Regions from separate parts of the Homo sapiens genome. Here region 2 is linked to region 1. A link is a contact called in ENCODE Hi-C or POLR2A ChIA-PET data. All regions are on one chromosome and are shown on one strand. Each heading gives the region's core, a stretch centred on a gene start or an enhancer-like site at or near the end of the contact. The rest is flanking DNA. Distances are from core to core; before and after follow the strand shown.

Region 1 (5,712 bases), core at 1,096-3,595:
AACTGAATGAAGTGTTGCACGGCATTAAATGTCATTGAATGGGATATTATGAAATTCCCATCTTAGCCATTTAGGTCAATATCCTGTTGTTTTTCTCTTACAGGTATGGGTTCATAGAAGGGCACGTGGTGATTCCCCGGATCCACCCCAACTCCATCTGTGCAGCAAACAACACAGGGGTGTACATCCTCACATCCAACACCTCCCAGTATGACACATATTGCTTCAATGCTTCAGGTTGGTTCTCAGGGGGGTGTCTGTTGGCGTGAAAGGCTGTGGGAGCCTGGTCTTTGGAGCTCAGCTTAAGTGGGGATTCATGTAGCCTCCATTTACATAACAAATGCTCACTGAATATCTGTACAGCAGAGCCAACATTCCTGTCTCCATGGAGCTTACATGCTAAATTGGGGAGGCAAACAATAAACAAATAAATATTAAATACCATTCAGGACTGTCCAATCTTTTGGCTTCCCTAGGTCACATTGGGAGAAGAATTGTCTTGGGCCCCACATAAATTACACTAAAACTAAGAGTAGCTGATAAGCTAAAACACAAACAAAAATCACACAAAAAAAATCTCATAATGTTTTAAGAAAGTTTACGGGTTTGTGTTGGACCACATTCAAAGTCATCCTGGACCACACAAGGCCTGTGAGCCGCAGGTTGGACAAGCTTGCCCTATATGAAGTCTGAAAGTGATAAAAGTGCTATAAAAAAGAAAGCAAAATACGAGGCTAATGAGTGCTAGGGATGCTTTTATTTTCTGAGAAGGTGGTCAGGGAAAGTGCCTCCTGGACTGTTCTGAGAATATCAGTGCTCAGAAGGGAGAATGCCAAGGAATAAAGTCAGAGAGCTAAGCAAGGGCCAGCTAACGGGGTGATTCATTCTCAGTGTGATGGGAAGTCATTACAGGTTTTGAATAAGGGAGTGACATGAATCTAATGATAGCTTTGGGGTGTAAGTCAAATGTCTTAGCTGAGAGGTATTTATTATATGAGAGGGCTGGAAAAAAGCCTTGGAGAGTATATGGTATGCCTTTGACCTTCTTAAATATCCCTTACCCAACAGTTGAAAGAACCAGAGAAGAAGAAACCTAAGTTAAGATGTAGATGCTAGGACACAGGCCAGCCTTTCTCTATGTCTTTGTGACTTTCTCCCAACCATTAACCTAGAAAATCAGGCTTATGAGCCTTATTCAAGTCCTAGCAAAATTAAAGAATTCTATGCATCATGAATTTTCAGAATTTTTTGAGAAGGATCAAAATATAAATGTCAAATATCTCGATGCCAACTATCAAAAGTCTTACCTCTTAAACTGGGCCTTCTGTTCCCATGGAAGGTTTGAAGTTGGGTGAAGGGAAAGATGAAGCCTTGAGGTAAACTTGGTACATCTTGCTGGAGTGTCAGTTTTCCCTAAAGATGTGAAGGGGATGTTAAATTAGCTGGAAAGGGACTTAAGACATTATCAGCCTGAGACAAACACAGATATATACATATACATATATATATATTTATATATATATTTATTTATATATATTTATAAATATTTATTTATATTTATATATTTATATTCATTTATATAAATTTATATTTATATATTTATATTTATTTATATAAATTTATATATAAATTATATTTATATATTTAAATATATATTATAAATATATAAAAATTATATTTATATATAAATTTATATATATATATTATATATAATTCTATATATAATATAATATATAATATATATTATATATTATATTATATATAAATTATATATAATATATATAAATTTTATATATATAAATATTATATATTATATATAAATTTATATTTATATATATGTATATATGTATATATAAATATATACACATTTATATATATAAAATCAAGATATCACAGATATATATACCATATACATCAAATATAAATATACATATACCATATATATGGTAGTAAAATATAAAAAGCTGCATGGATTTTTAAACTATAAAAAGGACATCAACTTAATTATGAGATCTTTCTTCTACTCACTACTAAAAAAAACCCAAAAATTAAAATTAATTGTGAGATTACATCAGTGGCTTTAGTCTACACCACCTACCCTTTGTTGTGTGAACAGTAGGGATCAGAGTGGAAATTCAGAGAAGAAATCTAGAGTTTAGGACAAAGTATCAGGGCTGGCTAGTTGAAATGGAGTGCGTGAAGCCAGTAGATTTTGACAAAAATTTACAGGTCACTGAATCTATCGAGAGACATACGAAACAGGAACAGAAAACTGTAGAATGTTTACTCCTCCCTGTTATATGAGTGAAGAACACAAATGGAGTTTGACTAAAGGGAAGGGAGTCCAATTAACACTAAGTAGTACACGACTCATACATACTCAGTTCCCATACCCATGTCTAGCATGTCGTTCTAATGATATTATAATGAGAAAACCACATATAAAAAAGTAAGAAATAGACATAGAGCAACATGTGGTCTAGCTAGCTCCATCTCAGTGCAACAGGTCAGAGGGAGACATTGGGAAAAGCTTGTGCTTTAGATGAAGAGGTTGACTCATTGGGAAAGGGCTGGCATGAGGCTATACACTCCTGAGTCTCTGGGCACTGCTTATTGCATCTCCCATTGAGTCTTGCTGAGTGAATGTATGCAATAAATTATGTAGTTGCATACCCACATTGTCTTACCTGTTTTGCAAGTTGGTTTCACTTGCTAAAAGGAACCTCAACTCAGATAGAAGCTCACACTGTTTTATTGCCTGGCATCGAAGCCATCTAGGCAGGCTGCGACTGAGACTTGTTTCTATCCTTAATTTTGTTCATGAGGTTGGGCCCATACCTGGAGTTGGGAGCAAGAGCATTGATTAATTTTCTTCTCTTTGGAGGGTTAGTTCAGTTGAAAAGCTTGAGAAGTACAGGGGGTATGTTCCTTACTAAAATGGATGAATTAAATAATAAAGCTAGAAGTAATATTTTTCCTTTTGTCTATTTTCCAAATTGACTCGATATTGATGGCTACTTTTGTAAGTTTTTATTTAAGTTTAAAGGGAATATTTATTGATCACCTCTATGTGCTCAGTACTGCACTAGGCAGAGATGGAGTAAGAAAGAACTGGAGGCTACATTTCTTGTCTTAAAGGAGTTAACAATCTTGTTGAAGCAATGAGACAAAAAAAAAAAAAGAAAGAAACTGGAGAAGAGGATAAATGTGTTTAAGGATAAATAAATTCTGAATGTCTTGGATTAGAGTCAGATGATAGGGGTATTAAGTGAGCTAAAGATTTTGATAAACTGCCCTATGCAAAGATTTCATTGCAAGGATCCCTGAATCTAATTTAGCCTGAAAGCTGCTAGCAGGTGGTCATGTCCCAGTGCTGTGATCCCCCCCATAAAACGGCTACAGGGATAAAAGTCAGCTTGATCTTAGTAGATAGCTTCCATAAGCTTAAGTTTTAGCAGTATTTTTAGAAAACATGGCCTGTGGCTAACAAATGAAAATAAGGCAGAACTTGAAAAGGCCTTTGTGATTTTTTTTCCCTCATTTTCAGTGGTTGAGGCCCAACGTGAGCCTGGTGACTTCTGTGTGAACACAGAACTGACTTGAATTGATTCATTTATTAAGCTTGCTTTCAGTCAAGTGCCTCATTTTCTTTTGAGGGTAGAATTAAAGGGAAGATTCTACATGTACTTGTTTATCCATTTCCTCCTTTATTCAACAACTATTTGAGAATATTTATGAGATACCTAAAATGTATCAAGCATTGAAGAGGGTGCCTTTCTATCTGGCAACCAGAGATTAGTGGTTAGACTGAATAATTAATGTTTCTCTTGGTTATTTTGGTGTGTTGAAGCCAAGGTTTATGAGAAAGCCCACCTCAGAGAATTTCTAACAAGTCCTCAGATTCAGGAACACCTCACCAGGTCTAGCTTTCCAAGCAGTACAGAGCTCATTAAATGGAAAGAAAGGCTATCTAATAAGGCCCTGGAATCCGACATGAGAGCATGAGTCTGTTAATTGCACATTTGGGTCAATCCACTAAGCATATTTGCCAGATTTGATGTTCTTTATAAAAGTTAAGGTGAATTGGAGCATGAAGGGGGTCCATGTGAACAAATGCTCTAATAATTTACAAAACTGTCTTAGGGTTTGTGACATCATGCTCCATTCTATTACAACTTGCTGCCTGGAAATTCCCAGTGTACTGTTACTTGCAGTTATATTTGAAGTTAGGGGAGATTGTTTCATCCCTGGCATCAAGAAGCCATAATCCAAAGCCTGGTTCCAGGTATGCACAACATACAAATATCAGAAGCATCTCATAGGTTGCGTCAGTTTCTGCTGATATTTCCAAGAGAAACAAGATAGATACTCCCCTAAATCTCCCAGGTTGGCTATATGCCCTTATTTTCAAGTGTAATAATTTTGGAAAATATTTTTGAAAACTGTAAAAAGCTAAATTAATATTAATTATTACAGTCCCCCATGACCTTGTGAGTTTATCAGAAGCAGGGACAGAAACATGCTCATCTTCTTTTCTCCTTTTATATGGTCTGGCATATAAGTGTTGAGTAGATGCTTAAAAATAATAAATGAAGAGTTATATCTGTAACTTCCTTTAATTATTTCTTATGGCATTACCATTTAAGGATAATCTAAATGCGTGACCTGTACATATTTGGAGATGCATTTAGGGGGCTAACATCTTAGGTGTGTTTACTGGAAGAATAGACCCTTGGGAAATTATATCGGTACTTTTTTCTTTTTTCATCCATTCAACACATTTTTATTGCATGTTTCTCTGTCCCCATCACACATAAATGTTCTGGCCAAGACAGATAAAGTTATTACTCATCTGTGGAGCTTATACATTTCTAGGGAGGGAGGCAGGTAGCAGAAGGCAGAGATTGAGAGAAGTGCCATGAACAGCCATCAAGTAAGATGAACAAGATAAGTTTATATGGTGGTAAACATGAAGAAGAAATGAGAGCAAGATGCTATGTGATGGTGACAGGTGTGGGGGAGTGATGAAGCAGTTTAGATTGGATGGTAAGGAATGGCCTCGCCAAGGAGGTGATACTTCTCTTTAAAGAAATCTGAGAAATCTTTTAGGACAGGCTTTGCAAGAATGGTGTTTCCTAAAACTTTCTGTTTTTTTCCAATTGAATGTATAAAACTGCCAGTTAGTTCCACTAACTGCCCAAAGAAATGGGCAGGTTAAGGTTATCCTTTTTATCTGTGGGAAAAGATGCTCCCAGGTACTAGGAAGCAAACAAAACCTGTTTTGTTCAACTTGTGTTTCTATCCACTTTTATAAGTACACAAAAATTATAGCAGGACACTTAAAATACTTGTGATAACAGCCTTTCTTGTGATAGCAGTCTGTCTGTCTGCCTGCCTGTCTTCCTCCCTCCCTCTCTCCATCCATCTATCCATCCATCTCCATCCATCCATCTCCTTCTTCCTCTTTGCCAGGAGCAATTCTGGGAGAAACTAACCTAACAAATAAATTTCCATTTTAATTTAAGTATGCACACACACACAGAATAAAAGCTGTAATGCACAAATGGACTTAACCTTTCTATAAAGGCAAAACCAGTTTAAAGCTCTCTGAGGTTTTAGAGCTCAATACAAGGTATAGTCACAGAATAAAGCACTTTGGCATGAATAGAAGGTTGCTTCAGCTACACTGCAGTCTGCTTTTAAGACACAAGG
Region 2 (5,712 bases), core at 1,868-4,367, 75 kb after region 1:
ATTTGTAGAAAAATCTAGATGCCAAAGGATGACTTTCTATAAGGGAAGTAACTCTTATGGAGTATTAAACCACCAGACAGCCAACTTTCTGATCATTTATCTCAGGGAATTCGCTCCATGGGTCCATGGGGGAGAAACCTCAGAGATGTGCTGGACCAACTTCCTTGGCTAGTGTGTGTATTTGCCCCCTAGCAAAGGCAACAGGCTGTTTCCAGGCAGGCAAAATGGTTGCCATGAGAAGAAACAGTGCCCCAGAAGGAGTGAGGCTCCGACTGCAACATCTCCATCTCCAGTGAGGATGATGACAAGGCTAACAGTCAGTTGTCAGGTTTCAACACTCACCCAAGGATTGGGGGTGTCTCCAGAGAAACTGAGGACCTGTTGCTACCCATTCTCTAGGTCAACTTCTGACTCTACAAAGCAGTGAGGTCTGTTCCAATAGCTGGTTTTATTCTCAGCACAAAAGGGCCCTGTGTAAAAACCAGAAGGATTTTGTAAAATATCAAAATGAATATTTGGCCTGGAGGTTGGAAAGTGAAGCAAGGCTGGACATAGAAAAAAACTGATCAGTAGTTATTCAGGATATTATTTAGGATAAATGAAATAGGAACTTAGGGGCATCTCTCACTTTTCTACAGGTTCTTATCTGGGTCAATGAAGAAATTGTGTTTATCTTGCTGCCCTTGCATCAGGTTTTTTGCACTAATGGAAAAAAGCCGGCCGAAAAACAAAACCCAATCCTTTCAGTCCTAGCTTTACATCTTGCCCTTGCAAACCTGAAGAGCTGAAGTCTTCTCTGACAACAAAGGAGTTCACAACACAACAAATACCAACACTACTCTATTTAGCAGAAGTTTGGACAAACAGCAGAGGTGTCCACCATGGGCCATTGCAGCAGTGCCAGAAAGTGCAAGAGGTTGTTTAAAGATCATGGCTGGTGACATGGACCTTGTAGACCATGCATTGTATCCCATCCACCCTACAAACTAATCAGGCCTTGAAGAGGGCAATGATAGTCAGAAAATTCCATTCTTGTAAGTTAGAGCATCTCTTCCTGCAATGTGATACCCATGATAAAAACAAACCAAGAGGAAAATGTGAAAATGAATTTGCGGGCTTACTTGTGAATGGGTGTGCATGTCTACATACTGGCGGAGAAGAAAAGATATTTACAAACAGTTGCCGTGATTGTGCAAGTGTTGTACCAAATTTCAAAAGAGTGATCAAGGTTATTCACCAAAGGCTCTCAAATTCCCATACTGGGTGGGCAATTAGAATTGTTGGAGAAAATTGTGTGTTTTGGGTATTCAGAGAGGGCTCTGTTGCTACAGCAGCAATGATGCAACAGCTTGAGTGAGGCTGTAGGTTCATCCAGTCCTCTCATGTTGACTCTGGAAACATTTTTCCGTGAGCCAAATCACTACTTCTATTAGGAAGGTGAGTTTAAGTCAAGGGAACTTTTATTAAAAAACTTTTATTGGTGTCTCAAAATATCAAACTGTGAATGAACATGGCCAACTTTGAAGCTTGTTGTAAAACATCAAATGAATAGAGGCTTGAATTTAATTTCTCCCAAAGGAGATGAGAAAAATCTAAATTGATTATTCATTATTGTGGGCTACTTCAACTTAAAATGTAAATAGGTCACATTTTATAGTAGGAAGCCTCTTAAGAAGGAAACAAAGCAGAGATCATAATACATTGGGCTCATAGGGCTGGAAGGGGATTTTAGTCATTTAATCCAACCCCTTCACTTTTCATATGGGAGAAAATGAGGCTTGGACACAAAATGACTTATGTAAGTCATACAGCTAAAAATGGGCAGAGTCTAAATCAAATGTTCCCTCTACCAAACCATGTTGTTTCTTATCATCTCTATGTCATTGCCTGAATTAGCTGTGTTATGCTACAAAGTTGGATACTATTTAATCAAGATTCTCTGTTATCTATTTTAAAACCAAGCCTCACACTAACTTGTGTGATGGCTTACTAAGCTGGCTGTTAGCAAAGCAGCAACAATAAGTGGAATGATAGGAAAGGAAGAGGTGGAGTAGAAAATTTGGTTTTCTTTTAGGGAAAATCATAAGAAAATGTGTCATGAGCAGCTGGAAACTCACTCTATGCTAGGAGAACAATCTGCCTCTAGTGCCACCTGCTTGGATTGGCACTCAGTGATCCCTCTAGGCTTAACCAGAAATTACTACAGATACTGAGACCATTTATCTTCTTTGACAATTAGACTTACAAAACTCACTCCAGAATTCCTTCAGGCTGTTTTTTTTTTAACTTAGTCTTCTTCTGCCTCCAGACTCTAGCATTCTTATTCAAGGAGCAAGTATGATAATAACTGAAAATTTCATTTGGTCCTTTTTCTTGGTTTGGAATGAGTTCAGTTGGAGAATAAGTAAAACAAACCAGCAGCTCAGACAACTAGATAGCCGTAAGAGTTAGAGAGCAGCTAGGTGAGAAAAATCACTTCCACTGGGGTATAACTGCTGTGCACTTTTAGTCATCAAACTAGATGAGAGCTAATGAGACTTGTTTTTCAGGAGTCAGAACTATGGAGAATTCTCTCTGAGCACGGATATACCTACTTGGATTTACTGCTGCATTCCATGGGAAAATATTGCACAGGTGGCCGAAGCCTTGATTCTGACAAAAGTAAAAAAAACTATAACATCACTTTTGCTATTGAGAGCAAAGGGACGTGTAGTATTTGCAAAAACATGGCAGAATTGGGTTTCCTTTGGTGGACCCAGTAAATGAGTTTCCCAACCACTTTGCTCCAAAAGGGCTTCTTGACTAGATACATATGCAAATGATGTATTTCTCCACACACAAGTGGAAATGACCAGAGACCCTCTAATCAACAGGTCATTGAGATTCCTGGCATCACCTAGCAGGAATCTCCCCATGACTTGAATTTTCCCTAAGCCTTTCTCATATTCCATGAGTCTAAATCCAGGAGCTAGGCATTTTGGCACCCCTTCTTTCAGCTTTCATGAATATCCAGGCTGACTAGTGGTTCGAGAGGAGAAAGAAATATTTGTCTTTTACAGGGTATGGTAACTTCCGCAGACAGCAAAACCATAGGCTGTGTTTCTACACACTCAATAGGAAGTAAAAACTGAAACTGATAGCTATGTGGTTCAGCTCTCATAACCTAGAGTCCTATGTTGAAGATCTGTGAGATCTAGATGATTGCCCTGATTTTCTGATGCTCTTTGTATGGGAAGCATGCCCTCAAAGATCTAAGGTAAAGTATTACCTTGAAAGATAAGCTATTCTTCTCACTGATTGGATTGGATTTGATTCATTGAATTTGAGTAAGTAATTAAGTGATGATTCCACTTGGGTTTCTCAAAGGGCAAGAATGAGAAAGAGAAGAATTAAAGTCTACTTAGTTGGTTTTCTCCTGAAATGATTCTGATTCCTAAAAAACATGAATGAGTCTATAGCAAAATGGCATTGCCGAAGCCCTGATTTACAGACCTTACAGGATGCAGTGTATGTATGTTTCTGGCCTGCTGTAACTGTATATAAATATAACATTTATGCATTATCAAATAGTAACAGACTATTACAAGCATTCATATATATGTTGAACCAATTAGGATAAATCTATACATATAATTGACAGGTTAAATGTATTCTATTTAGATAAAGGTTATTAGAGGTATACCCTGGATCCATTTGTTCTGTTTATGGCACATATGCTGGGCAAAGAAAATCCCAAATGGGCATGGCAAGGGAGAAATAAATGAGGCTTAAATAAAAACAGAGGACATAGACATATGTCAACATGTCAACTCTACATGCATTTTGGATTTTCAGGCTAGTCCTGAGTTCAAGAAATTGTATATTTTTAATATGACTTATTGAATTTCCAGATAAGTGTGATTTTCTAAGTATATTCTCACGAGACTTCCTGCACACAGTAAGTCTCAGACCAGAAAAAACTTGCTTTGTGAAGTTGTACACCTTGTTTCTTCCAAACACATTGTCTGCTGACATATTTACAGGCTAATAGGATAGCTAGGAAAAAGTTGAAGACAAAACACACCGGAAAGGTTTCAGGCAGAGTTCTGAGAAGAGAATCCTGTGACCACTCCATTGAGAAACATGCCCATGTATATAGATCCCAAAGCTGGCCTTCCATAGCAAAAAACAACAAGCTCCTAGACGCTTTGCCTATAGCCTCCAACTTACCAGAAAAAAGCTCTTGGGAACACCACTTAAAGAAAATCCTAAACAGTTTCACAGCTAAACCCAGGAACTGTCTCCTTAACCTATAACATTTGCTGTAAAGAATGTATTTTCTGGCCGGGCACGGTGGCTCACGCCTGTAATCCCAGCACTTTGGGAGGCCATGGCGGGTGGATCATGAGGTCAGGAGATCGAGACCATCCTGGCTAACATAATGAAACCCATCTGTACTAAAAATACAAAAAATTAGCCAGGCATGGTGGCATGTGCCTGTAGTCCCAGCTACTCGGGAGGCTGAGACAGGAGAATCGCTTGAACTAGAGAGGTGGACATTGCAGTGCAGTGAGCTGAGATCGTGCCACTGTACTCCAGCCTGAGCAACAGAGCAAGACTCTGTCTAAAAAAAAAAAAAAAAAAAGAATGCATTTTCTACTACTACACTTAATCATATCCCTTGACCACCCTGACCCTGTTTACTGCCCATCTACTGGAAATAAAGACCAATGTCATTTGAAAAGCAAAAATGAAAAGTTGCCTAATACTGTTCAGTAGTGATCCTTATCCAAAAATCACTAGGGTTTAGGAGACAAAAACAACTGGAATCTCATGTCTCTTGTATGTTTCAAAGGTATCTGATTTAAAAGAGAGAAGTCACAAGGAGCAGATAAGAAAGGCTATTTGAGGTCCATAAGCACCCTCATCTCAGAGAATTTGGATTCTATAAACCATGACTGTCTCAGCATCCCTCCGCTGGTTTCATATAATACAGCCTATTCTCACCTATAAACAAGGTTCTACATACTTCTTAGAGTCAAATGTGCTTTATTTCTCAATGATTCAAGTCCCAAGCTTACTCCCAAACCCAGCAACCTTAGGAAAATACTGTGCGTTATTCAATAAAAAAGGATAGTAGAGACATTAAAAATTTTAGCTTGCATTACCAATCATTAAGGATTTGTTGGCTGCCTACTGCATGCAAGGCACTGTGCTACACCAATTATATTATTTATTCCTTAAAACTTCACAGCCTTAAACAAGATTCCATCTGTGAAGTTGTACAGAGCCATCCTTTGTTGCCATGTCATTGTTCAAGGCTGCCTGGACTCTGCCATAGGAATATCACTTTTATAGGGTTTTGCACAGATGTTTGTTTTCTGTTCCTTTCTACTGAGAAGACTGAGGAGGAAGACTGGCTCTGCTTCCAACTGTGTCCTATAACTGGTTTTATGTGCTTTGATAGAAGATAACAAAACGCTTTCAACATATTGGATAAATACCAGTATTTTTGTTTCATCAAGAGATGACATTAAAAGAGGCACAGCCAACACAAGTGTCTTCCATGTGTGAGGACAGTAAAATGACCAGGCTTTCTAGGACGATGAGATGATGACTGAAATAATTGACAGATTAAAAATATCTTTTTCTTTAGGAACCAAAAAATAATCTTTTGGGTTAAACAAAGCAAAACACATACCAAATAATCTCATTTGATTTTACTACACCAGG

Evidence for each region. A loop is a pair of places that touch in the nucleus more often than their neighbours do. ChIA-PET counts read pairs that join two places held with the same protein, here RNA polymerase II (POLR2A). Pooled maps may share reads with other maps.
Region 2: a map with no recorded cell type shows a loop between it and region 1 (3-fold over the local background). The contact joins two enhancer-like sites. A Hi-C loop is called at or near these places in 3 of 168 maps with a recorded cell type or tissue (aorta, natural killer cell and tibial artery), 2 of 37 single-sample maps with no recorded cell type and 3 of 50 pooled maps. POLR2A ChIA-PET finds 5 or more read pairs at or near these places in 5 of 52 experiments (CD8-positive, alpha-beta T cell, T-cell, activated T-cell and 2 more).

The regions. Positions count from the first base shown.
Region 1 is chr11:35,180,171-35,185,882 of GRCh38, forward strand. CD44 (CD44 molecule (IN blood group)) reads left to right here. Exons shown (of 18, transcript NM_000610.4): 3 at 104-237. Among named protein-coding and RNA genes, the nearest start is that of SNORD164, 20 kb to the left of the region's middle. Within about 2 kb of position 2,346, at least 3 of the 41 ENCODE cell types and tissues checked have a DNase peak (open chromatin) inside an H3K27ac peak, as active enhancers do.
Region 2 is chr11:35,254,339-35,260,050 of GRCh38, forward strand. SLC1A2 (solute carrier family 1 member 2) reads right to left here. Exons shown (of 11, transcript NM_004171.4): 11 at 1-5,712. Among named protein-coding and RNA genes, the nearest start is that of SLC1A2-AS1, 25 kb to the right of the region's middle. Within about 2 kb of position 3,118, at least 5 of the 41 ENCODE cell types and tissues checked have a DNase peak (open chromatin) inside an H3K27ac peak, as active enhancers do.